Regions from separate parts of the Mus musculus genome. Here all the other regions are linked to region 3. A link is a loop called in an ENCODE intact Hi-C map of the cell type or tissue named here. Cell type or tissue: heart. All regions are shown on one strand.

Region 1 (5,000 bases), 69 kb after region 3:
TAAGAATAGAGAATGCAATGTTTAAAATTGAGGATGAGTTAAAGAAATTATATGGAGTATAACACAAAAAGAGTTTTTAAAGAATTATGACAGTCAAGACACATGGACAGAACAAGAAGGGCAGCACACTAAGTTTAGAATAAAGGAATGTAGGGAAGCCATTGTTTGAATTTTCCAGAGTCAGTAACTAAGAACTTCAGATTATAGAATTCAAGTTTCTAGCAGAATGAGTAAGATACCTACCTCTAAAATGCAGAGAGAAGGCTGGAGTCGGTTGCAGCAGGGTTATGACAAATGAATGTTAAATCTGGCTTTGATGGAGCGAGTTGGACGACCATGAGGGAAGAACCAGGAGGAAAGTCTGCCCACTGGTTCTGTTTGGGAAATAGATTCAGATTTAGATGTGGGAGCAAAAAGTGTCTAGTCAGACGACAGAAGAATGAACCCTTTTTTGTTATTGTTGAAAAGGAAGCTTGGTAAAGATTTCATTGCAGCAGGATGGAGATGCGGTGCTAGTAGTAAAACTGCATAAAGTGGGTCTGGAAGCTCTCATGAGTTCCCTCAAAAGCAAAGGGGTTCCCAAGCACACCAGTCTTCTCAGCAAGTTACTCCTCAAGCCATTACACTTCTACCTCAGCTACACAGACAGCTGACTCAGTGCCTCTTGTCTTTTTCTAATTCCTTACTCAGACTCTGCAGTTTTCTTTGATTCTAAATTCAAATTCACAATAAAGCAAAGTGAAGCAGGAGCTGCTATAGTTATCCCGTATTGCCAGTTCGTATGTAACTCAGATCCTATTTCCCAGACCTTTTGAATTGTACTTTTACTCTATCCAGATGACATTTTTCCTGTCATTTCAAGTTTCCTGTAAGCCTTTGCTCTACAGAACTCACCTGTGGGTTACACTCTAGACAGTGGTGGCATCTCTGTCTAGAAGCCGTCGTTCTCGATGGTGCTTTGCAACTACCATTCTATCTCTAGCCAACTTTCCTAAATGACACTGGATGTTAGGGGTGACAGAATCCTGAAAGTTCATGACATAAATTATACTGAGAGTGTATCTGGGTCATAGATAACCTCTCAGTTTTGGGAAGAGTATCCACAGGGAACAGTACAAAGTAACAAAAAGTAAAGGTTCTTGTCTCTGAAGCCTTGTAGAACTCCAAGAGACTTATCTTAGCTCCGTGATTTCACATTTCATACCAGATCTTAGATTTCTATTTTGTTTTTTCAATTTGACATACAGACTAGACATAGGGGGAAAGAAATCAGTTCACACGTTAGTTTTCATAGAGTTGCTAGAATGGATAACTGAAAATGAAGTGGCAGGGTCTGCCTTCCACACAGTCCCACCACTTCATCCATGTGAAGAGCAGACAGTAGTGGCTGCATCACTGGCATTTGTGTCCCTTCGTCAGGCTGCTTCATCTGTAACCCTCTGTCTCAGACATCTTGATCCTTAACAAGTCTTCATGCTCAAAATAGTGGGGGAAGAGAGAAGGCCGTACACCTCTAGTCCCCTGATTTTGGAAAAAAAAAAAATCTACCAATCCTCAGCATGTTCCTCCAGTTTATTTCTAGAAAGTACTTCAAGATATTGCAACTTTGTGTATGTGTGTGCATGCATGGGTGCGGGTGCTCTCAGGTATGTGAACCTGCATAACATGCAGGCACCAGAAGGGAAGGTCAGGGTTACTGCTCTGTCCCGTTCCACCTCTTCTTTAGAGACAGGTCTTGTCACTAAACGTGGAGCTCATCATATTTTAACTAGACTTGCTGGCAAGAGAAGCCCATCAATCTTCCTGTTAGCCCTTCCCAACATTAGCACTGCAATTACTGGCTCCCATAGCCACCCTTGACAGCTCGGCTCTTTGTGCTGCCAGGCATGGATGGGCTCTTAAGCACTGAGCCATTTCTCCAGCCCCTAAAATACTTGCACTTCTAATGAATAGAATATAAATAGTATTAGTAATCAATTATGAATATACCACTGGTAATCTTAAAATACTTATATTCTCATGGTTTTAGTTTCAAGGTATTTTTGCCATACTGATTATGAGTCAGAAATGAGGCAAAGTCCTGGAATCATATCAGAAGTTTTATTTTCTGATTTTTTTCCTCTGCTTGCAGTGAGTCTGTATTAGCCAGACATTGTCACTATGACAAAAACACATGAGAACAACCATCTCAAAGGAGGAAAAGTTTTACTTTAACTTATAGTTTCAGAGTTTGGAATTCACAGTCATTTGTCCCAGTGTTTTTAGACTCAGCATGAGACACACATTATAGTGGAAGCACATGAAAGAAGATAGCTGCTCACCTCTCAACAGCCAGCCAGAAGCCAAGAAAGACAGGATGGGATGCCAATATACCTTTCAGCTGTACACCCTCAGTGGCCTCCCTTCCCACTAAAGCCCTACCTCTTCAAGTTTCATCCACTTCCCAGAAGCTCTGCTGTCCCCTGGGATAAACCTCAGCATCCTGAGCAGGGACGCTCAAAACCATGTAATAATAGGACTTCTGCAGATTCTGTTTTGCCTTATGTTTATTTCATGTTGCAGTTTTATAAATGTTTTCATTTTTGTCAACTAGTTTTATCATTTAAAGTAAAAATCTATTATGTATACTAGGGACTTACATAATAAGATGCTTATTTTCACAAACTGAAAATCTTTATATAAAAGAAATAATTTATTGTAGAACCTAAAGGCAAATCATTTATATCGCATTGTGGGTAATCTGCATAATTCCTAGAAACAAAACAGTAGAAGAGTGCTGTTTTCTAATTAAAATGTACATAAATTATAACATTGCAGAAATCAGTTCATGACTTGATTCCAACTTATAAACTGTTGTCTAAGGTATATTTAGTAGTAAGTTGTTAAAACTTTAAGTATGTTTTTTCATGTTTTCTCATTTCTGATGAGCACAATATATTCTCTTGTGTGGCCCAAGAGTGGGTCAAAGACATGGGTTTTCAGAGGCACCCAGTAAGACATCTTAGCATTAGGCCACCAGGCAATGGCATGTGAAAAGGAAAAAGCTGAAAGGTTGAGATTCTAAATGGAAGAGGAGTTTCTGTAATTACTGATTGTTCTCACTGTGGGTTCTGGCCTTGAAACTTTAGAAATGCATTAGCAGAAATTATCTGAATATAAGTTTAAGTTAAAACTGGAAAAAGTAATATATAGTTTAAAAACATTACAAAGTTTTGTTTTAAATAGTGTGACTTTGGTGTGTAATTTGTTTATTGTATTTGTAGTTCATATATTTTGTGATAATTTATTCAAGTGTGTGTCCAATGATGTCTTTTCTGTTTGTTTGTTTTTGTTTTTTTTTAATTACCTTAGTCACGTGAACTGGAAATTTCAGTTTATTGGCGTGATTGGCGATCTCTGTGTGCTGTAAAATTTCTGAGGTTAGAAGATTTTTTAGACAACCAGCGGCATGGCATGTGTCTCTATTTGGAACCACAGGGTACTTTGTTTGCAGAGGTAATACATGTATTTTATTAATGTGCATAACCACAGTAGAAATTGTATGTGTTATCAGCATGATGTAGAAATGGCAAGAGTGTTAGGCTGAGAGACAGATATGTTGAGCTCTTGGCTGCACTGCTGCATAAGGACGTGACCTTGAGGAAACTCATGTCTCCTCTAGGTCTGTGTTCTCATCTGGAAAAGGAAGGGGTTGGACTGATTGTAGCTAAGGTGCCTTCACGTTCTCCAGCTTAGGAATCTAGTAGATTTTAGTGAATCATAGTCCATTACAGTGTTGATAGCAACTTGTATTTTCTTTATTGCAGGTTACTTTTTTTAATCCAGTTATTGAAAGACGACCAAAACTCCAAAGACAAAAGAAAATTTTTTCAAAACAACAAGGTAATTACTAAGGATTAAGCATAGTACTTTATGTATAGAAAAAATCCAGCTCATAATTTGAAAGTAATTGTGCTTTCTTTCTTCTTAGTTGTTCATTTCTAGCCATTTTTAAATGAGGACTGAAACACGTCCTTAAGTGGAATAACAGAACACCGTGCTTTTGTTTTATTTTCAGTCAGTAGCCTATGTGACCTCAAAGGGTGCTGTCTTTAAGGACGTCCTTAAAATGATTCCCCTGCCTCCGTTTCCCAAGTACTTGGACTATGGGCACATACCGCCATGCCTGACTTTTTACTGAATTTGAGTAATAATCAACTCACGACTCTTACCATCTCCCATCCACTCTGCTTTGTGAGCTTATTTGAAGCATACTCATATATCACTAAGACTTGTTGTTCGTCATAACAGATGACTTAAACTTTAACCACATGTAATACTAGAGTTAAAAAAGAAATCAAACTCTCGATCTATTTTTAAAAACTGTTTGTGCTATTTATACGTGCTTGTAATAGAAAACAAAATAGTTAAAAACTAGGTTTTAAGTTACAAATTTGTTCTTCATAAATTCTAAACTGATGAATTATGAATTTCCCTAATTATGGTTTTCAGTAATGTATAAAGAAACTACTTATCCTACTTTCGTTATTCACTATGTCTACAGGCAAAACATTTCTCAGAGCTCCTCAGATGAATATTAATATTGCCACTTGGGGAAGACTAGTGAGACGAGCTATTCCCACAGTAAATCATTCTGGCACATTCAGCCCTCAGACTCCTGTGCCTGCAACAGTGCCAGTCGTTGACGCACGCATTCCTGATCTAGCACCTCCGGCCAGGTACTTGTCTTAGAAGGCTTGAGTGTATCTTCCATAGCCATTGCTAGGATGTCTAACGTGCTGTGTTCAGTCTCAGTCTTTCCAAGTGGAATTGCAGAACTGTTGCTCCTTATTTAAAAGAAGTTAGTTTGCTTTTATTTTGCAGCTACATAAAAATAAAGACTTTGATTGCAGCTTTGGTAAATTGCTTTGTCTTCTATAAGTGACTCTACAGTAACCAAATTGGACTTTGATCTTGAACCTGAACCTCCTCCAGCCCCACCTCGTGCTTCTTCCCTTGGA
Region 2 (5,000 bases), 52 kb after region 3:
AATATTACTAATATTCAAAGAGTATCTACTACCTGATGAATGGATAAATTGTATGATATACATACAACTGCAATGAAATACTATGCTACCTTTCAAAAGAAGAGCGGCTGGGGACTCTGCAGGCGAAAGTGCTTGCAGTGCAACCATGATCTGATGCAGGCTTAGGAGCCCATGCTAGCAAGAGATCCAGTGTCCAAAAGTTGTCCTCAGACCACTACATTCATGCCTACACACACACACACACACCACCAACACCACCAACGACAAAAATATATTTTAATTTTTCACTTGGGATGGTGATATATGCTTTTAATCCTAGCACTTGGGAGGCAGGGACAGGCAGATATCTGAATTTGAAGCCACCCTGATTTACAGGGCAAGTACCAGGGCAGCTAGGCCTACACAGAGAAACTCTATCTCAAGAACAAACTAAATAAATAATTTTTAATTTTAAGTTGTAACATTTTTATATTTGTAATAATATACCTAAACCCAGAGGGCTTCACAACAAGTGAAATTTACCAGGCTTAGAGAGAAAAATGCTGTATGATTTCATTTGTATGTGGACCCTTGAAAAGAAAGTTGAATAAATAGAACCCTTGTACTAGGACAAGGTGAGAGGAGAAATGGGAATAATTGGGTCCCGGGCTACAAGTGTTTAGTGCAGATGAGTAAGTCTATAAAGATTTAAAATATAGCTTGAAAACTAGTTAATATTATCACTGTGAGACTGGGTTTAGCTCAGTGCCGAATGAGGCTCAGCATCACAGAATTAATAATAGTGTGTATTGAAAAATATGTTAAAGGTGAGCTTTTAGGTTCATTTATGACTCATATATACTAAAAGCATACATAGAAGATTATGGATATACCACAACTGCTTATAGTGGTCATTTTGATATATTTATATATGAATCAAACATTTTGAACCTCTAGCTAAGTGAATGGTAGAATACTTACTATTATGGATAAGGTCCTGGATTCAATCCCCAGTAATGTGATCAGTCAGTCAATCAATCAGTATGATTCATTTATTTTCCCTCAAGTTATCTGAACCAGAAAGTTGTTTTTCTGTAATACTTTAAAGTCTTGGTGAGGGGTGTGTGTGTGTGTGTGTGTGTGTGTGTGTGTGTGTTTAAGATTATTCATTAGAAGCTGGCCATGGTGGCACATATCTTTAATTCCACCACTGCAGGAGGCAGAGGCAGGTGAGTCTCTGTTCCAGGCCAACAAAGGTTCCATAGTAAGTCTTTGTCTCACAAAACAAACATTATTCTTAGATTGTGCATAGTTCTTTTAACCGTTTCAATTGCTGGGTTATCGGTTGATCTTTTCAGAATAGAAGAAAGAGTGATCCTTTTCTCTGCTTACCTTTTCATTTTTGATAGGATCGGAAACTCCATGGTACAGCGCAGCAACTGCTACAGGATAGCAAGACAAAAATAGAAGTCATCCGGATGCAGATTCTTCAGGCCGTCCAGACCAATGAGCTGGCTTTTGATAATGGTGATGCAGTACACTTAAATTTTGTTGTCTTTTACAAGCATAGGGTGCTAAATAAATGTCATTAAAAAAGAGGCAGTTGGGGCAAGAGAATCAGCTTAGCAGTTAAAAGCACTTGTTTCTCTTGCAGAGAACCTGGGTTTGATTCCCAGCATATACAACAGTTCACAACCATCTCTAACTCCAGTCCCAGGGATTCGAGACCCGTTCTGCCCTCTGTGGACACCATTCATGCATGTGATGCACATACATAAATGCAAGCAAAAAAAAAAAAAATCCACACACATAAAATGGAAAAATAAATCTTTAAAAAAAAAAAAACTTTTAAAAAGGAAACGAGGCAATCACGCAGGGTTAAAGGGGAAGAAAAGTTTCGGTTTGGGAGGTTTTGTTTACTTTTACTTGGGATGGTTGCTTTCAGCTATTTGCCCTTTGTCTTTCATATGTAGAACATATTTCTATATTTCAATAAGCAGTCAGATATTTTTACCTAATGCTTTAAGAAGTGGGTGGCTATTTAAAAGTATTTTTTTGTTTAGCATTTTTCTTTTTCTTTCTTTTTTTTTTTTATTTTTATTCCAATGAGACTTTTGAGCTAGTTGTTAAAAGTAGAGCCAGAAACTACAATTGTCTTTCAGTATCTTCAGATGGGGTTCAGGTCCCTAGTGGATCCCCAGTTCTATGGATGCTCAAGTCGTAATTGGAATAAATTATAATATCTGCAGAGAATATTTGTGTATCCTCTCATATACTTTTAAGTCATTGGGGGTTGGTTATCATAACTAGTGCAATGAAAACATGATATAAATTGTTATACTGTTTAGGAAATATTGACAAGAACAAAAGTCTTACATTATCAGTACAGACTCGGTGTTTCCTTCAAACACTTTGTTCCAGGGGTGGTTGTGTCCCTATTTGCTAGTGTGGATATCCACTATGTTTCTATCTCATTAAGTTATATATAGCAGTATCCTCAGATCTAAAGCCTTTTGACAGATGTGTGATTTAGATGTGTAATGGCTGGCTAAAACAACATTCTATATTTTAACCTTTTATTTCTTATTACTATTGTGGTTATATCAATATTTCATTTCTTTCTCCTGATTTTTTTAACCAGTACATTAAATTATGATTCAATTAATAGTAAATTTTCTTTCTTTTTTCTCCTAGCAAAACCTGTGATAAGCCCTCTTGAGCTTCGGATGGAAGAATTAAGACATCATTTTAAGATAGAATTTGCAGTAGCCGAAGGTGCAAAGAATGTCATGAAGTTACTTGGCTCAGGAAAAGTAACAGACAGAAAAGCGCTTTCAGAAGTAATTTTAAAAACAATTTTTAGCCGTTTATTATGTTATTTGAAGAATATCCTGGCTTAAATGACAACAATATCTCTTTTCCTAACAAGGCACAAGCGAGATTTAATGAATCAAGTCAGAAGTTGGACCTTTTAAAGTATTCACTAGAGCAAAGGTTAAATGAGCTCCCCAGGAATCACCCCAAAAGCAGTGTCGTCATTGAGGAGCTTTCACTGGTTGCGTCACCAACCCTGAGTCCACGGCAGAGCATGCTGTCCACGCAGAACCAGTATAGCACACTGTCCAAGCCAGCGGCGCTAACCGGTGCGTAGAATGTAACTGTCTTGGTTTTGATTATATAAGAGTATGGATTAATAGTTGGAGTCAGAGGCATATGTACAGGACCTTCCTTCAATTATATTTTAGGTTCATATAGTAAACTTTACTATTTGCTGGGGCTGATGGCACAGCATGTAAACTTAGCTACGTGGGACACTGAAGCAGGAGGTTGCAGGTTCAAGGCTTGCCTGGACAGCTTAGTAAAACCCTGTCTAAAAATAAGGATTAATTGGTGGGAACGTAACTTGGTAGAACAGTGCTTGCTTAGCACACACAAGGGCTCAGCTCTGAAAGAAAGCTTTCTAAGAGGCTTGTAATATAATACACAAGCATTATTATCACTGTCAAGTTCTAGAACATTTTCAGCATCCCTAAAGAAAACCAGTGTCCATTCAATGCACTCTTTTTCCTAGGCCCCAGCACCACTACTTAGGTTCTTGTCTTATCTAGCGGTTTCATGGAAATGGGCCTTCCTTACATATCTGGCTCATTTCACAGAGCACACTTATTCATCGTTTGACTGAATGATGTCCATGTTATAGTTTTATAGCACGTTCTGTTTTGGTACTTAGGTTCTTTTTTACCAGCAGGATATTGTGAATAATACCTCTCGAAGCTTTTTTTTGAACACCTGTTTTCATTGTAGAAGGACACATCTAGCAATGTGCTTGCTCGGTCATATGATTCTTTTGTATTTAAAATTTGAACAGTCATCAAACTTTGACATGTGTTATGTAACTTAACATTCTCCAAAACAATGCATGTAGAGGTTCTTTGCATCCTCACAAGGACTTGTTATTTCCTTTGCTGTTGTTGTTTTTCAAATTATTATAGCTATGCTAGTAGGGCCGTTATTGAAAGTGGGGTAGAGATTCCTGGCTGGTTTTCTGGAGCTGTCTCTATTTCTTCTTTTACTTCTGTATGTGTTTCAGTTTTTGGCTCTGTTTTATCTATGCATATAATTGTTATATCTTTCTCATGAATTGACTTCTTTGTCTTTTTATAAAAAAAAACAAACAAACTGATGACAAGTCTGACTTGTCTGATATTAAATAGGACATCTCCAGACTCTCCTGTGTTTACTATGTGAAGCAAATATCCTTTTCTGTATTAATGAAATTTATATTTGGATATAATATGAATCTTGTTGTTAAGGTGGAATTGGATCATTTTAATATCTTATGTCAGTGTCTTATAACTATATAGTTTTATCCATTTATATTTATAATAGCTGCCAAAATATATAATAATTCTAATGATAATTACTGGAAATTATGTTAAACTTTATAAGCTTATTCTATACGCTTGCCTTTACTTCAGACATATATATATATACAACAGATTCTAGGTCATCTGCACTTCTGAGAGATTCATTAGCCTCCATTCTCTGAGACAATTTAACAAACTCATGTAGGACTATACTTTCCATTACAGCTTTATTATAAAGAATACAAATTAGACTCAGACAAATACCACATGTTTTATCTTACATGGCGAACAGTATGTTGTATGTGCATAAGAGATGAAACCAGAAAAAGGATCATGAGAATGGATAAAGAGCTCTTAAGAGGGTAGAAGAAGAGAAGAATGAAAGATATGTAATAAAGCAGAAGAGGGTGAAATGAAGGGAACCAATCAGGGGGCCAGGAAGCACTGGGAGGGAAGTGAGCAAGCATGAGGTACAGTCACACACGTGTTTGAAAAGGCTGGAACAAAGCTCATTAGTATGCTAACCTACAAAAATAATTTAAAGGTGGGGGGAGGGGAGTGGGATGAGCCAAAGGCAAAATGCAAGCCCTCGGAGGTCCTTAAACAGGGCGCTCTGGTTCTTAGGTCAGTAAGTATCTTTCACCACCCTGGCAG
Region 3 (5,000 bases):
AGCTCACAGACTTCTGCCAGCTGCTGCCTCCCAATTGCTGGGATTCAAGGAGTGTACCATCACACCTGGCATTGCACAAATACTTCTTAATAGTTAGCCACTTGTTATGTATATATGAAGTTTCTCATCTCTTTCCTGGAGAAAAGTAAATTATAAAAAAAGAAAAAGAAAAACATATCAATAGGAATCTAGTGACCCACTTTAAATGGTAAGTTTTGTTGTGTATACTTTACAGTAAAAATCATACTACCACTTTGTACCTACCATTTAAAATTGTAATAGTGTTTTTGGACACAACACTGCTTCCTCAAGAGGACTCCCCACTTACTTGTTATAGACTCTTTCTTAAGACTACTCATAACTCCAGGGCCTAACTCTCTCTGTTAGTTACTAGGGAAGGTAATCATATAACTTGGCTTCTCCCAATGTTGTTAGTTCCTTGTTGCTTCCTTGATTAATAAGCCTCCATTTTAATAGCAGGAGTTAAAAATGTTACTCACACTATAGTAAGTATGAAGACAAAGTAATGTGTCTCAGATTTACAGCTCTGCCATTCTTGAAGCAACGGTTAATTACAAGCCAATTCCAGCTCTAGCAAAGTATTTCACACTCTGCAGTATGATGAAACTGGATGCGTGTTTACAAATATTTCACTTAAGCTATAAGCAGTTTCTAGAGTGAAACAGTATTCCTAAGACGACACTTGGCGAAGTAACAGTGTTCATCCATTAAACGCATTCTAAAGTTGATTATGTAACTTAATAATTAAGGCACTTGTTGCTTTTATCATTTTCAGCCCAGGCAATTCATTAAACATATAAATAGTAAAACTTTTGAAGTACAGAACGGAAAAGTTTTGCCAGTATATTGTGAGCCGGAGTCACAGAACTCTAGATTTTCAATGATTTCTGACTTCAATGATTTCTGAGACTCTTGGAGAAAAATCTGCAGGAGCCTGCATCAATGTCCCATGAAAGGTAAAGTGCTTCTCAGACTTGTAGCTACCCACCTGAAACCTGCCATACTCACCTAAATAGCCATCACCACTTTGTCCACATTGCTTTGAACCAGCTATATTAGATGCACTTAATCTTCAGAACCCCAAGGGAAGCGTTTACCGAGAGTGTCCACTCATTGATTAGACAAAAAAAGTATCTGTTGATACTTGTGATACATAAGTGTTACTTGTAGAAGTCCATTTTCCCACAAGTTACACTATGTTACTAAGTAGACTGTGCTACTAAGTAGCTAATTCCGATAGGCTGCTAAGTAGCTAGTTAAGGCTCACTACTAAGTAGACTCTGCAACTAAGTAGTTAGTTCTCATTTATACCTCCCCAAGTAAAGTCGGCTTTGGCTCCTTCCCGACGCTGATTCTGCCTCATCTCTTTCCATTAAACTTACGTTGAAAAAAAAAAAATCAACAAATGAGCTAAGTCAGCTTTGAGCTCAGTAGTTTTCTAGTCCCAACCACAGAGTTCAGGGTAGCGCTCGAGGAAAAGGCAGCCCGTGGGGACTGCTCGGAGCAGAGGCTGGCGCCCTGACCACGCCCACTTCTCCCAAGGGCCTCTTCCGCCCGGGTTTGGCTCGCGGTGCACCTTACTGGTGGCGACGTCGCGCGAGCCAAAGGCGAGAGGTGGACACGCTTCGGCAGGTGGGGGAGGGAGGAAGCGACAGCTCGGGGTGGGCGGGCGGGAGGGCGCGGCTCCCCAGCAGGGAGGGCCGAAGCGAGGCTCAATCTGCGGCCGGCCGGAGGCCAGACCTAGCGTTCGCGCAGAGCCGTTAAGCGCAGCCGCGGTGGGTGTGGTCTGCTCGCTCGACTTCCCGCCTCCCGGCGACGCGAGCCCGGGGCCTTTCGCCTCCCTGTCATCCGGGCCCGCCCAGAGTCCGCCCCGCCCCGCGCGCCTGGCCCTGGGGTCCCCGCCAACCCTCCTTGGCTTCCCAGAGCCCGCCCAGCAGGGGGCGGGGCCCCGCGGCAGTCACGTGCGCCGGCAGCCGCCAAGCGCGGCCGCTTTTGCGACGCGGTGACAGCCAAATGGTGCGACAGGAGGAGCTGCCGCCGCGGCCGCTGCGCCCCGCACCGAGAGCTCCGAGTCGGCTCCCGGCGTCGCCCTGAGGGAGCGGCTGAGGGAACAGAGTCCGGCGGGCGGCGGCGGGCGGCGAGGGGAGCCGCGCCGCGAGGGCCCTCGCTCCCCGCCGCTCTCCATGAGCCGCGCCTGCAAGCCGGGCCGCGCCTCCATGACTCCCTAGCTGCCGCTTTCTCTCCGGTCCTCGCCCCCCGCCCGGCTCTCCCGTCCCGCCTTCTCCCTCGGCCGCGCCGCTGGGCGCCTTCAGGTGCGGAGGCCCGAGCGGAGCGCCATGGCGTCCAACCCCGACCGGGGGGAGATCCTCCTCACCGAGCTGCAGGTAAGGGCCGCGGCCCTGCGGGAGCGCCGCCCGGGGAACCCGGGAGGGGAAGGCGGCCGCGGGGTCGGGGTCGGGGACGCTGCGCGGCGCGGCGCGCCCCTGGCCCGCTAGGTGTGGAAACTCGCGGGGTGTCAGGCCGGAGCCGCCTCTCCGCCCCGGGACCCGGTCTCCCGCGCGCGCTCTCGGAGGCCACCGGGCGGCGGGACCCCGTCCCCGCGGGCGGGGCCGCTTACTCGCTCGGGTCCCCTCCGGGTGTCACCGCCCCGCCCTCCCCCCAGCCCCGCTCCCTAACTCCTTTGAATGACTCCCAGGCTGTGGGCGGTTCCCTCCCTTTCCCCTCCGACCGCACAAAGAGCGCCCCCCGAACTTGAGCCCCCGAGGGCTCGCTCCGAAGTGATGGCCTTGCGCTGCCAGCCGCCTTCAGGTGACCGCGAGCCCGTAGCGTGATCTGCGGGCCGCGTCTCTCTCCCAACTTTTCCTTTTGAACTCCGTGAGAGAGAGAGAGGTGGTCCCTCGGATGGCTCTCCCTGCTCACATCCGGAAGTTCAAATATTGATGCTTCCCCCCCCCCCCCACCGCCCCAGACTTTCATTTTCCCTCCGGTTTGGACACAAGAGAGAGAGAGAGAGAGAGAGAGAGAGAGAGAGAGCGCTACAGAAGTTGTTTACAAACCAGAGAACTGTTCATTAAGTGAAAACGTTAGGCAGCACATGTCCGCAGAAGATAACAAAATAGATGGCGTAATTAGTGTAGTCGGTGTCGAAGCAATATTATTCTTTCCTATTCCCAGCTAAATAAAGTAAGCCACGATTTTTGTTTTGAGATCTCTATGGAGTAGGAGACTTTAAGTTTATCCTGTTGGTTACTTTTTCATTACTTTGGAGTATTCAAGAGATGTTTACATCTGGATTAAAATTTTGTCTCTAAACTGGGTTTGTTTTGTTTTAATGTATTGATATTTTGGCTACTCAAAGATTAGAGGTGAGAACGGAGACACTTGCATTTCTTTTGAATGCATTAGAGGGTTGATTTTTTTTTTTTAATTACTAGTTGCTTCAATGTTTAAATTTCTTTTTGAAATGCATTTCTTTCTAAAGCTCATTATAAGCCTGGTATATTCAGGCAATCAGATGTAAGTTTAAACACATTGCTATGATATTTGCAATATCTTAAAAATTACAGACTTCAGCAGGGTACACTAGTGCACTACTGCACTTGTGGAATCCTTTGGAAAAGTAAAGTTGAATTTCCTGTCACTTGAAAATGCCACTATATAACCTTTTAACTACAGTTAGCTTTTAGTGAGCAGCTCTTCACAACACTCATTTGCTAACTGAATAGATCCTTTTTAAAAAATGTACATGCTTCTAAAAGTAAGCATGTACTTTTGGTCTTAAATTTTTTTTGAAATAGCATATAATGCCTTATTTTGAAATATGAAAAGCACACGTTGATTTTGATGAGAAAATGCCATTAAAATGGCAGCATTTTTTCCTTTTTTTTTTTTTTTTTAATCAATGGTGTTAGAATTATAAAGTGTATGGCATCCTTATATTTTCTGGGGGTTGGCATAAATGGCACTTATTTTGGCATTGTAACGGAAAGCATTTTATTGTTATATTTAGGACCTTTTTATTAGTAAGGTCAATTTTAGCAGTAATGAGCAGTTAAAGAATGATAAAAGCCTTTAAATATGACAATTTAAAAAGTGGAATCAAAGGAACACCCAATGCAGTTATGTTTTATAAAAAGTATAGCTTCCTCTAAAAACTAGTTTTACCAAGTGGTACTTTAATAATAACTTTTACATTGTCATTATCTATCAAGGACATTTTTCTTTGTTTATTGTATTCTCAGTTCTAATAAAAGTTATTGCATTTAAAGTTTATTATGTTTACTAAAATATTTATATTGTTTCCTATCATCACTTAAGATACATGGCCATAAATTTACACCTCTTAATAAATCTACACTTATTTCGTCTAGTCATGAAAATGTACGTTGACTTGCTATTTGCCAAAAGTTTACTCAAAGAGTCATTTTTTTAAATCTTCTAAATTGTTTGAATTTATTTAGATGGAAAATTAGCTCTTAATGATTTTCTGGCAAACACACTGTTTAGTAGGTAACCAGTTGTAAGATGTGTTTAGTGGCTGAACACTGTTACTTCACCATCTCTTGTCTTAATATTGTTTCCCTCTAGATACTGATTACAATGTCAATGACATATTTATTTATTTATTCAGTTTCATTTTTTAATCTTACTGCAGAATTTGAAATACTTTGCTAGAACTAGAATTGACTTGTTAATAACCTTTGCTTCTAGAAAGGCAACTTTGTAAATCTGAAACACATTATTTTGTTTTCATCCTTACTATAATGTGTCTGTGAGTATCATTTTTAACTCTCACTGATAAGGTGGAGGCTTATTAAACAAGAAAGCATTAATAGGGTGCACATTAACTTTGTTAGCCAGAGACTTGAAGCCTTAAGGAAGAATATTTGTTATAATAAAAACAAAAACAGGCTGTTAAAAATTTAAACAGTTTCTAGCTTGTATATAATAATATTCCTACTTTTTAAAATTTGAATCTT
Region 4 (5,000 bases), 120 kb after region 3:
GATGGATGGATGGATGGATGGAATAGTAGGCCGAGGGGCTGGGAATCACTGTCAGCAGATAACTGTACATAGGAGTTCCAAGGCAGCTGACACTACAGCCTCAAAGACAAAAGTAGGTAAAGAGGCTGAGAATGGAGCTTAGTGGAAGATGCGTGCCTAGTATATATAAGTCCTGGTTTCAATCCCTAACATTTAAAAGAGGGAAACATGAAAAACTTTGCAGAGTATTTAAATGATACCGCCTTAAACATTATTTATTTATTTATCCAAATTATTTAAATATGAACATTTTGTCTGCATGTATGTCTTAGTGCCTACAGAGACAGAAGAGATGCCCTGGAATTGAGTTAGGAGTTCATGAGTTGCCATGTGGGTGCTGGAAAAGCACCCAGTGTTCCTAACCATGGAGCCCCCTCCCCCGCCCATAAACATTTTGAATGCTCAATGTGCACAACATCCTAAAAGATAGGCACAATCTTCATTTTACAGATCGCAGCCAAAAAGTTATTTACTGACGTCGGAATAAAGAGTGGGCATCAATCTGGACATGTTCTCTTCGAGAACACCAACCAGTGCCAATGCTTAGTGCCTACATGCCGCCCTCAAGGTATGACAAACTCTCAGGCAACTTCTCTCTATTCACACTGCTGGCAAAACTTGATAGCAACAGGAATGACACAGACTTAAGAGCTGGATGAGGGCCGGGCAGATCTACAACCCCACAGTTTTCAAGGTGGAGACAGAAGATTCGAGACCACTAACTCAAAATCAAACACTAGCTGTCCAGAAAAGAAATTAATTTCAAGGGATTTTTTTAAGTGAAGAAAAGTTTAAAAACTGTAACCAGTGATTTTACTATGTGTACTATTTAAACACTACAACTTGTGTTTCAAGAATACAGGAGTTCCTTTTCCCTAAGATGGTAAGCTGTGCCTACATATGAACACATCACCCATGGGAAATTTCAATAGTATTTGGGGAAGCTGAAGGTTCCTATGTCGCTACAAGGAAGCCTTACGTGACAAAACCACACCCAGATGGAATGATTAAATCATAATTAATCTAATTAAATCATAAAATCAGTAAACAAGATTGCCCATTGCTTCCACGCAAGAAGTTCACGAGGCTTCCTATGCCCACCTCCCACTTTTTATAATAAACAGCAGACTTGGAGGTTCCCAGAAAGGCCAAGTTTCTGTAAATAATGGCTTCCCCCGGTGACGTTTACCAATTCCACACATAGTAACCACCTCCGAAAAAAAAAAAAAAGTGCCAAAAGAACAGAACTTAATTTGATACTTTCTGTACATTCTGTGTTAACTGGAGACCAGTGGACGGATAATCAGAATAGGTATAGTGGCCCGCGAAAGGTCAACACGCTGGCATGACTCAGTTTACACATATGCCAGTATACTAATATCTACCTCATAGTGGTTACAAGAGATATAATTAGGGTCTGCAAAGCATTTTGGAGGTCACAAGATTAAAGGCTGTCTCTGCGGTCACAACACGCATTTCCTGTAGATATTAAGCAAACTACGTTTTAAAAATACATTTAAAATGACTTCCAGCATATGTAATTAATTTTCTGCAGACAGCATCTCCTTCAGAGTACGCAATGATACTTTTCGGGGTGGGGACAGGGGGTCTTTTAGGAGAATGAATCAAGTCTCCGTATGTGCTTTCGTTTCCACTTCTGGGGGGGCCATTGGGCTAGCGACCCTTTGCCACCAGACAACCAATGCTGACGTTTCTCAACTTTGCGGTTGTCAGATCGATAGGGACCTGGAACGTCGCTTTTCCAGCTCTTCGGAAACGGGGTTTCAGCCCCCTCCGGCTGGATGGGCCGTAAGGGAGAAAATACACAGAAAACATCAACATGACACAAAGACGGTTGAAGGGTCCGGAGACGGAGGCCGGGGCCGTGCGGATCCGCAGGGTCAAACCCGGGCGGCGATGACTCAGGTGGGTAAGGGACACCCGCGGCGGCCTTCTGGAGGAACCTGGGCCCCGCGATGCCCTGCTCCACTCGCTCCGAGGCCGTTGCACTCACCGGCTGGTCGACGCCATCTTCGCGGCTCCGCCAACAGCTCCGTCCGAAGCAGGAAGCAGCACTGGCTCCTAGACGCCCCGAGCCGGGCTTTTATGCGCGAGTCGCTCGCGCGCACTCCGCGCGGCTACGGGTCGGGAGGAGGGCTAAAAAGCGCTCGGTCCTTGACGACGCGGGCTGTGTACTTCCTGGTTGTCTCCGCTGCTGCTGCGTGGCTCCCGGCTGCTGGTTGATTGGCAAAATCTTCAAAGCCTGGCGGGATAGCACACCCCTTTGATCTCCGGAGGCAGAGGCTGGAGGATCTCTGTGAGTTTAGAGGAACCTGATCCACACAGGGTGCTCCAGAACAGCCAGGAGGAGGGAGAGAGAGATAAAGAGAGAGAGACAGACAGACAGACAGACACAGACACACACAGTCTCAAACAAATCAAAACAAAAAATCAACCCAAGAAGACTCAGAATGTGCTGCGCCTGAGCTAGCTCTCAAACAGAGGAAATTAAAATGGGAGTTGCCTCCTCGGGTGATACTCTCAAGTATTCCTGCACCAAGAAGGTAGGAGGATCTGGAGTTAGACCTCGTCTCAAACAAAAAACACCTTTAAATAAACAAACACACAAAATAACCAACACACAAGGAAACCAGGTTGGTTGAAAGGGGCAAAGCGCTCGCACCAAATTCCTTTCCTTTATTTTCAAGTCAGTTTTCCCTATCTGATTGAATGTCTCATTTGCCCTGACTAAAGAATTTGGAATAAAAAGAGAAATTAGTTGTTGTCTTCAGGAGTAGGTATCAATTCAAGCTCTGTCATTGGCCAACATGATTCAAAGTTCCTACATGTCCTTTATCTCAACAGTGTAGGCATGGAGGGTATCTGGCTCACAAACCCTTCTAGAATTGCAAGAGACAGCCCTGCTATGACCCATGTTGTTGTTGTTCCCCAATCATCATCGAATATTTGACTGAAAACCGAGTATAGGAAATGTAATAAAACAGCTAACGTCTATACAAGGGCCTCACAAGGCAGGTCTTGGGGGTCACCCTTGTAATTCTAGAAGTTAGGGTGCAGAGGTGGGAGGTCATGAATCCCAAGCCAGCCTGACCTGCAGAACAAGACCTTGTCTCAGCTCCCGTCCTCTTACCTTAAGGCAACAGTGCTACTTTCTTGTAAATAAACCATTCCCAACAAAGTCTGAATTAAGGTAACTGCAAGTTGGGTGTCTTCCACTGAGATGAAAACTCAGTAAGCATTTTATTTGTTAATGGAAATCAAATGCCATTAAGCAGACATTTGTTGAAGTGGGAATTTCTGGTTTTGTTAGGGACTCAGTTGTATCATGTGATGTTTTTCTGGAAACTGTCTTATGTAACGGTGTTTTGCCGAGAACAGGCGCAGGGTGTTTTTCTGAAAACTGCCTAGTGAAAGGGCGTGTGATGTTTTGCTACGGCGGATGCTTGAGGGGACATATGTTTGGAAAGAGCATAAGTATAACCCAACAGACGGCGGACAGTGCTCCTGCAATTGGTTCGCCTTGCTTGATTCGCTGATCTTAGCTTGTTGTGACTTCATAGTGAAAAATGCACCAAAGAACTTATGGTGGTGTTCCAGCGGCTTCTTCCTGCTTCTGTGGACTTGTGCTGATAGGTCGAACCTCATGGTTTCCTCTGGACCTAGCGGCTGCTATGGATTTATGTTTGCCATGTATACTGGACTGGTGTACTGGACTGCTGTTGCTGATTTGGTAGTTTGCTAGTAGACCAGACTGCTGACAACAGAGATTTGAATAGCTCCAAAGAACCATTTCTAAGCATGTCCACAACCCCTATTTCCTATTAACCTTTCTTTTTCCCTAACTCTGGTGGATGCTGGACTACAACAGAGGTTGAAGTCTTAAAGAACCATAATTAAAGAAGGTTTTGAAAACTCTAAGCCTACCCATTCTTTTCAGTATTCTTTTGTTTTTTGTTTTGTTGTTTGTTTGTTTGTTTGTTTGAAAACAGAAATTCTCTGTAGCCTTGGCTGTCCTGGAACTCTGTAGACCAGGCTGGCCACTGAGTCAGAAATCTACCTACCTCTGCCTCCCGAGTGTTGGGATTAAGTGTATGTGCCACTGCTGTCTGGCTGCCAGACATTGTTTTCTCGAGCTGAACAGAAGCTACTAGCTTCCTTTGAAAGAACAAGAGGTGCTGGGAATGTAGATCATTTGGTAGACTGCCTAAAAGACACGAAGGCGTGGGTTCAATCCCCAGCGCTGCAGGGAACGGTTGTGATAGTGCAGACTGCACTGTCAGCACTCAGGCAGGAAGAGCAGGAGCTCACGGTCGTCTTTGGATACACAATGAGTTTGAGGCCAGCCTCGTCTATGAGGAAGCCTATCTGCTGTAAGCACATGATCGATGCCTGTAATACCTTTCTCTAGGAGACCATTTTACACGTGGCCTTTGACTCAGTTTTGAGGGAGGAGAGTGACTGCCACACCTGGTTTCTTTCCACAGTGTGAGAATGTATTGAATAACAGTAAATTAGCAAGGCTCAGTGGTTTCCATGGCAGCAGTTTAGGTGTCATTTAATCCAGCCAGTTCTAATCTGGCCGATGAATGCAGTTTCTCTAGTTCCAACCCCAGCTACTAATGTTAACTATCCTATCGCTGGGGTAACTATCTCTGTATACCTATATGCATATATGTGGCTTAACAGAGCAGCATGTTAAAGCCACTGATCAGAGTTTACACTGCATTCGAAGTAGTCTGCGAGAGAGTCTGTGTTACTGACAAAGCAGACAGAGAGACTTGAGGAAGCTGAAGCTGAATCTGTTCAAGTCAGGGTCTGAGTATGAAGCTGGAGGGTTCCAGATGCTGGGTGAAGGCTGAACTGGGCTGAGGGGAAAATGGCAGGTTCAGGTCCAGATCCTGACAGGTGAAAGGTGAATGAACAGGCCAAATAACAAAGGG
Region 5 (5,000 bases), 68 kb before region 3:
AACTGGGCAGGACCCTGAAGGCAAAAGCCATGGAGCAGTGCTGCTCTCTAGCTTGCTATCCATTCCTTGTTTAGCCTACATTCTTATATAACTGAGGACCATCAGCCCAGACCATCATCCACATCAGTCACTAAGAAATTGCCCTATTGGCTTGCTTACAGCCTGACAGTATGGAGACATCTTCTTCATTGAGCCTCCCTCCTTTCCAATGGCTCTAGCTTCTGTCAAGTTGACATAAACTAGCCAGCACAGTTGACCCCTGGTCAACTTGTTACATACATCACTACAAAGACACAACCTTCCCTTTCTTATTAATCTCCCAATATCTCACATTAATATGAGCATTCCAATATAAAATGTTTCAAAATTTGAAAGTCTCACAGTCTTTAAAAAATACAAACACTTAGAAAGTTCAAAGCCATGGTTTTTTACTGTGTCGCCTTCTCGAGGGGGAGATGCCTGATCTTGTTGCAACTTGATATGTCATGTTTGGTTGATATCCCTGAAAGTCCTGCCTTTTCTGAACAGAAATGGAGGAGGCATATATGGGAAGGGAGTAGGTAAGGTTGGGTGGAGGAGGTGGGAGACAAAATGGGGGAGGGGAAACAGCAGTTGGGATGTAATATATGAGAGACTAAATTAATAAATGAAAATTAGAATTCAAAACCAGGGGCCAGTGGTTAAGAGCACTGGCTGCTCTTCCAGAGGGTTCAGTACTCAGCACCCACATGGTGGCTCACAGCTGTCTATAACTCCAGTTCTAGGGCATCTGATACCCTCGCCTGCAAGCAAAACACCAAAGCACATAAAATATGATAAATAATTTTAAAGTTCAAAGTCTCTTTAAAATATTCAAACTTTCTCTTAAAAATCCAAAGTCTTTGTGAAACTCCAAAAATCTCTTTAAAAGTTTAAAAGTCTCTCAACTGTGGTTTCCTGTAAAATTAATTAATTAATTGGTTAATTAATTAATAATTAATTTCTCGGTTCATGAGGGAAGAACCAAGGCACAGCCACAATCTGAACACATTACTATGACAAAGGGAACAGGCAAATGTGTCTAAGGGTATGGCACACTTGGTAGCAAGCACCCAGCACCCAGCACCCAGCATCCACAGTTCAGCCCCCAGCACTTCTGAAGTGGGGATGAGAAGTTCAGAGTGATCCTTAGTGTATAAGAAATCCCAGGCCAGCCTAGGCTAGAGACCTTGTCTCAAAAAACAAATGCATGTACAGAATAATACCACATAGATAAACTCTTGACACCAATATGATACAATGCTATGTATACAATCAGATGTGATAAACTGAACATATACAAATGCTGTGTAGTTTCAAAGTTCCCCAGAGAACTATAGAAACAACGAAGCCTTATAGTAAGGAAATCATGATAACAACTTAACCTAGTTATACTATTATCTATGAGTTCCCTTACATGAAGTCTTTCTTTGATTCGTCCCTTTGTCTGTCCCTCTGGGTACTAAGGGTGTGTCTGTAGTCCAGCTAAAAGGATTAAAGGTGTGTAGCATGTCTGCATTCCAGCCAGATCACACAGATCTAGAAGGTCTTAGGAAGGGATCAGAGCAGCCCTGTTGCTGGATTAAAATTCCTCTGTGCCTCCTACATCAGTTAACAATCAACAAGCCCCTCCCAGACCAATCTGATGGTGACAATTATTCAGTTGAGGTTCCACTTTCCCAACCGTGTCACACCAACAAACACCAAGGAGCACAATGATAGACAGATGTACAGTTGCAGGATGCCTGTTGCTCTGTAGGGTTCTTGCCTCAAATGCTCAACCTCACTTCAGTCATCAGAAAACATTTACAAACAGAAAAAGAGGAACGTTCTATATGTAGTGAATCAAGTAGGAAGGCCATAAGAGCTTAAAAACGATCAATGATTAGAGGATGGAGAACATCAAAGAAATAACTGTTCGATAACAAATCACGGGATCCGAGATCAGTTCTTAGAACAGGAAACGGAACAAACAAAGCACTGTACCTTGTTGATTTCCTGGCTCTGATCATTGTTCCAGGGATATTAAGAGTGACACGCGATAGATATCTGGGTAACAGACACACAGGAACTATCGGTACTACTTTTCCAGCTTCTGTTAGTCTAGAATTAGTTCAAAATTAAAATGAAATAACAGATAAAAAACACCTGAAAGGATTCTCTGAGTGAGCCAGTGTGAAGGAGCCCCAAACCCCAGGAGGGAGAAGAAAGAACGAGAACAGCTGCATTGTCACAAAGGAACGGGAAGCAGACAGCCAGGAGCAAACACATTAAAAATGAAACAAGTTTTAGCACAGAAGGAAGTTAATCAAAGAAATCCACACTAAAACAAGGATTCATCCTGGTCTTCAGACAGACACATTTGATCCGGGGTGCCAGTCAGCAGAGGAGAGTGTGAGAAGAGAAATCACGAAACCACTCTAAGGGGAAGAAACTCAGTACACCCTCTCTTTGAGAGGAACTTTTAAAGTTTATGTGTGCATCCTTGACAAAGATTTTTCTCTTCCAAGACCTAACTATAATGAAGTAAATAAGTCAAAAATACAGAGGCTATTGTAAAAGCCTAATTGTAAAGGCTAATCATGAAATTTTTCAAATAAATGGGTAAAGGTTAATAAATGGTATATCCTATATCCATACATGAAAATAGTATTCAATAATGTTAAAACAGTTCATCCATTTACAGTAATAAATACATATGATTTTTATGTGAGATACAAAGAACGATTCACAATAAACATCAATTACAGTACAAATTATGGTATGAAATATTTATGGTTATGTATAAATTTGTTTAAAATGTGAGGGGAAATATTTTGATTTATTATCGTTTTATTTACCAACTTGTAACTTCTAGTATAAAATTAACACGTGATCTCTGTTTTTCAATTGAATTTTTTGAAAAATGGATGTCTTATTTAGACTTCATCTGTTTTTCAGGGATCTGGGACTCTGGGATGATGCTTTTCTTCTGTATTTCTAGAGAGTGGAAAACTCCATGGCTGCACTTTCAAGACCCGCCACTAGGTGGTACACTGCTTCTCCAATGCATGTTTCAGACATTTTTAAGCTTTCTGAGCTACGCATTACTTACTAAGGTGACCCCAGACAATAACCCAGCCTCACATTTCTCTTTCTTTTACGTAAAAATCGTTCGCATTCCCTAGAATAATTATTAACTCATTGGCTGTTTTCTCAGTTTTCTTACAGTAGACACTAAATATTTCCTGCACAGGATAAGAGACAAAAATCGAAGTAGCAAAATCCTGGTCAGTTGACAGCTTCACATTATGTCAACTTCCTAAACAAAGTTAAGCTGGTTTTTATGAAGCCCCTTATTGCTCTACATTGTAAGTCTTCAAAAGAAAGGGAGAGAGAGTCTCAGCATTTCCCAAACATCCGATTCTGTGTGTGTGTGTGTGTGTGTGTGTGCGCGCGCGCGCGCGTGCGTATGTGGTTGTGTGTGAGTGTGTGTATATAAAATCTGTAGACTAAATCTTTGAAGGAATGAGATTCCAATGAATCTTACCTTAGAAATTCTGCCCTCAACACCTCTCCATGTAATGTAGTCACCTGAGATCAGCCTCCTGACTACACATGTCATCTGTCCCATGTCCATACTGCCCAGAGCCATTAAGTCACAGGGTGCCAATGGCTTTTATGTTGGCAGTGTGGCCCTGAACTTTATCAACAAGATTCTCTGTGCCTAAAGCCCTTCTATCTGAACTGTGCCAGTCTTACCCTAGAGTTCATACGTGGATCCTTTTCTTATTCATACCTGATTGCCTCTGAACTAAACTCAATGCAAGTACAGGAAGGTGTCTATTCTCCAGACCCAGCTTGTGTGAGATGATAAAATCCCATATCCCTGGGAAAGACTGTAAAATACAGCAGTTAACTCAAAGCTTGTCTAGGAAAACTGCATAGACATCCTCTGAACGCAGAACTGACATGGTGGTGAACACATTTGATCCCAGAACTTGAGAGGCAGGAGCAGGTGAATCTCTGAGAGTTTTCAAGGCCACCCTGGTCTACACAGCAAGTTCCAAAATAATGAGGGTTATATAGAGAGACCCTTTCTTTAATAGAATGTAGGAAGGAAGGAAGGAAGGAAGGAAGGAAGGAAGGAAGGAAGGAAGGAAGGGAGGGAGGGAGGGAGGAAGGAAAGGAGGGAGGGAGGGAGGGAGGGAGGGAGGAAGGGAGGGAAGAAAGGAAGGAAAGGAAGGAAGGGAGGAGGGAGGGAGGGAGGAAGGAAAGGAGGGAGGGAGGGAGGGAGGGAGGGAGGGAGGAAAGGAAGGAAAGGAAGGAAGGGAGGAGGGAGGGAGGGAGGAAGGAAAGAAAGGAGGGAGGGAGGAAGGAAAGGAAGGAAGGAAGGAAGGAAAGGCAGAAAAGGCAGGAAAGGCAGGAAAGGCAGGAAAGGCAGGAAGGCAGGAAGGCAGGAAGGCAGGAAGGCAGGAAGAAGGAAAGAGAGAAAGAAAGAAAGAAAGAAAGAAAGAAAGAAAGAAAGAAAGAAAGAAAGAAAGAAAGAAAGGAAGGAAGAAAGGAAGGAAGAAGGAAAGAAAGAAAGGAAGGAAGAAGGAAAGAAAGAAAGAAAGAGAGAGAGAGAGAGAGAGAGAGAGAGAGAAAGAAAGAAAGAAAGAAAGAAAGAAAGAAAGAAAGAAAGAAAGAAAGAAAGAAAGAAAGAAAGAAAGAGGCAGGATAAATAAAGGAAAGGGCAACCAGACAGGCAACTATCCCTTATTACACTGACATAGTCATATTGATGCTTAGAAATAGTCTACAAAAGCAGTTATCACTAAGCACCTGTTATCTTCTCTACTATCGTGTGAGCTGGGACAGGGAACCAAGTTAAGGTCATCTCAATCCCCCCGATAATTAGCATAGTACCCAGAACCCTATAAGCCTTACTTAAGGAATGAACCATGTCACTCCTTGTGTGTGCTTGTGTTAGTAAAATAATAGAATGAGTATCTTGATTCCAA

What was found. Peaks named below come from ENCODE experiments on the same cell type or tissue, not always from the same donor. Only the 100,000 strongest peaks of a DNase experiment are listed, where the experiment ranks them.
Region 1: a loop joins it to region 3, with 1.8 times the contacts of the local background. A loop is called at or near these places in 3 of 42 quality-filtered maps.
Region 2: it touches region 3 in a loop (3-fold over the local background); 4 of 42 quality-filtered maps call a loop at or near these places.
Region 4: it touches region 3 in a loop (8-fold over the local background); 9 of 42 quality-filtered maps call a loop at or near these places.
Region 5: a loop joins it to region 3, with 5 times the contacts of the local background. A loop is called at or near these places in 3 of 42 quality-filtered maps.

What each region holds. Positions count from the first base shown.
Region 1 is chr3:142,810,409-142,815,408 of GRCm38, reverse strand. It overlaps Pkn2 (protein kinase N2), which reads left to right. Exons shown (of 22, transcript NM_178654.4): 9 at 3,352-3,495; 10 at 3,807-3,882; 11 at 4,544-4,718; 12 at 4,922-5,000. Among named protein-coding and RNA genes, the nearest start is that of Gm24457, 40 kb to the right of the region's middle. In heart, no CTCF peak of the experiment used is centred here; no DNase peak of the experiment used is centred here.
Region 2 is chr3:142,827,003-142,832,002 of GRCm38, reverse strand. It overlaps Pkn2 (protein kinase N2), which reads left to right. Exons shown (of 22, transcript NM_178654.4): 4 at 1,389-1,506; 5 at 2,674-2,819; 6 at 2,909-3,122. Among named protein-coding and RNA genes, the nearest start is that of Pkn2, 53 kb to the left of the region's middle. In heart, no CTCF peak of the experiment used is centred here; no DNase peak of the experiment used is centred here.
Region 3 is chr3:142,879,016-142,884,015 of GRCm38, reverse strand. It overlaps Pkn2 (protein kinase N2), which reads left to right and starts at 2,012. Exons shown (of 22, transcript NM_178654.4): 1 at 2,012-2,405. The coding sequence starts at 2,358. 9530052C20Rik (RIKEN cDNA 9530052C20 gene) reads right to left here and starts at 1,521. Exons shown (of 2, transcript NR_152127.1): 1 at 1,030-1,521. In heart, a CTCF peak has its summit at 1,976 (motif pointing right); a DNase peak (open chromatin) is centred at 1,895; H3K4me3 peaks cover 3,023 bases; H3K27ac peaks cover 2,617 bases.
Region 4 is chr3:142,762,342-142,767,341 of GRCm38, reverse strand. Gtf2b (general transcription factor IIB) reads right to left here and starts at 2,095. Exons shown (of 7, transcript NM_145546.1): 1 at 2,054-2,095. The coding sequence starts at 2,070. In heart, no CTCF peak of the experiment used is centred here; a DNase peak (open chromatin) is centred at 2,171; H3K4me3 peaks cover 2,507 bases; H3K27ac peaks cover 1,466 bases.
Region 5 is chr3:142,947,010-142,952,009 of GRCm38, reverse strand. No RefSeq gene overlaps it. Among named protein-coding and RNA genes, the nearest start is that of Gm33289, 20 kb to the left of the region's middle. In heart, a CTCF peak has its summit at 3,035 (motif pointing right); no DNase peak of the experiment used is centred here.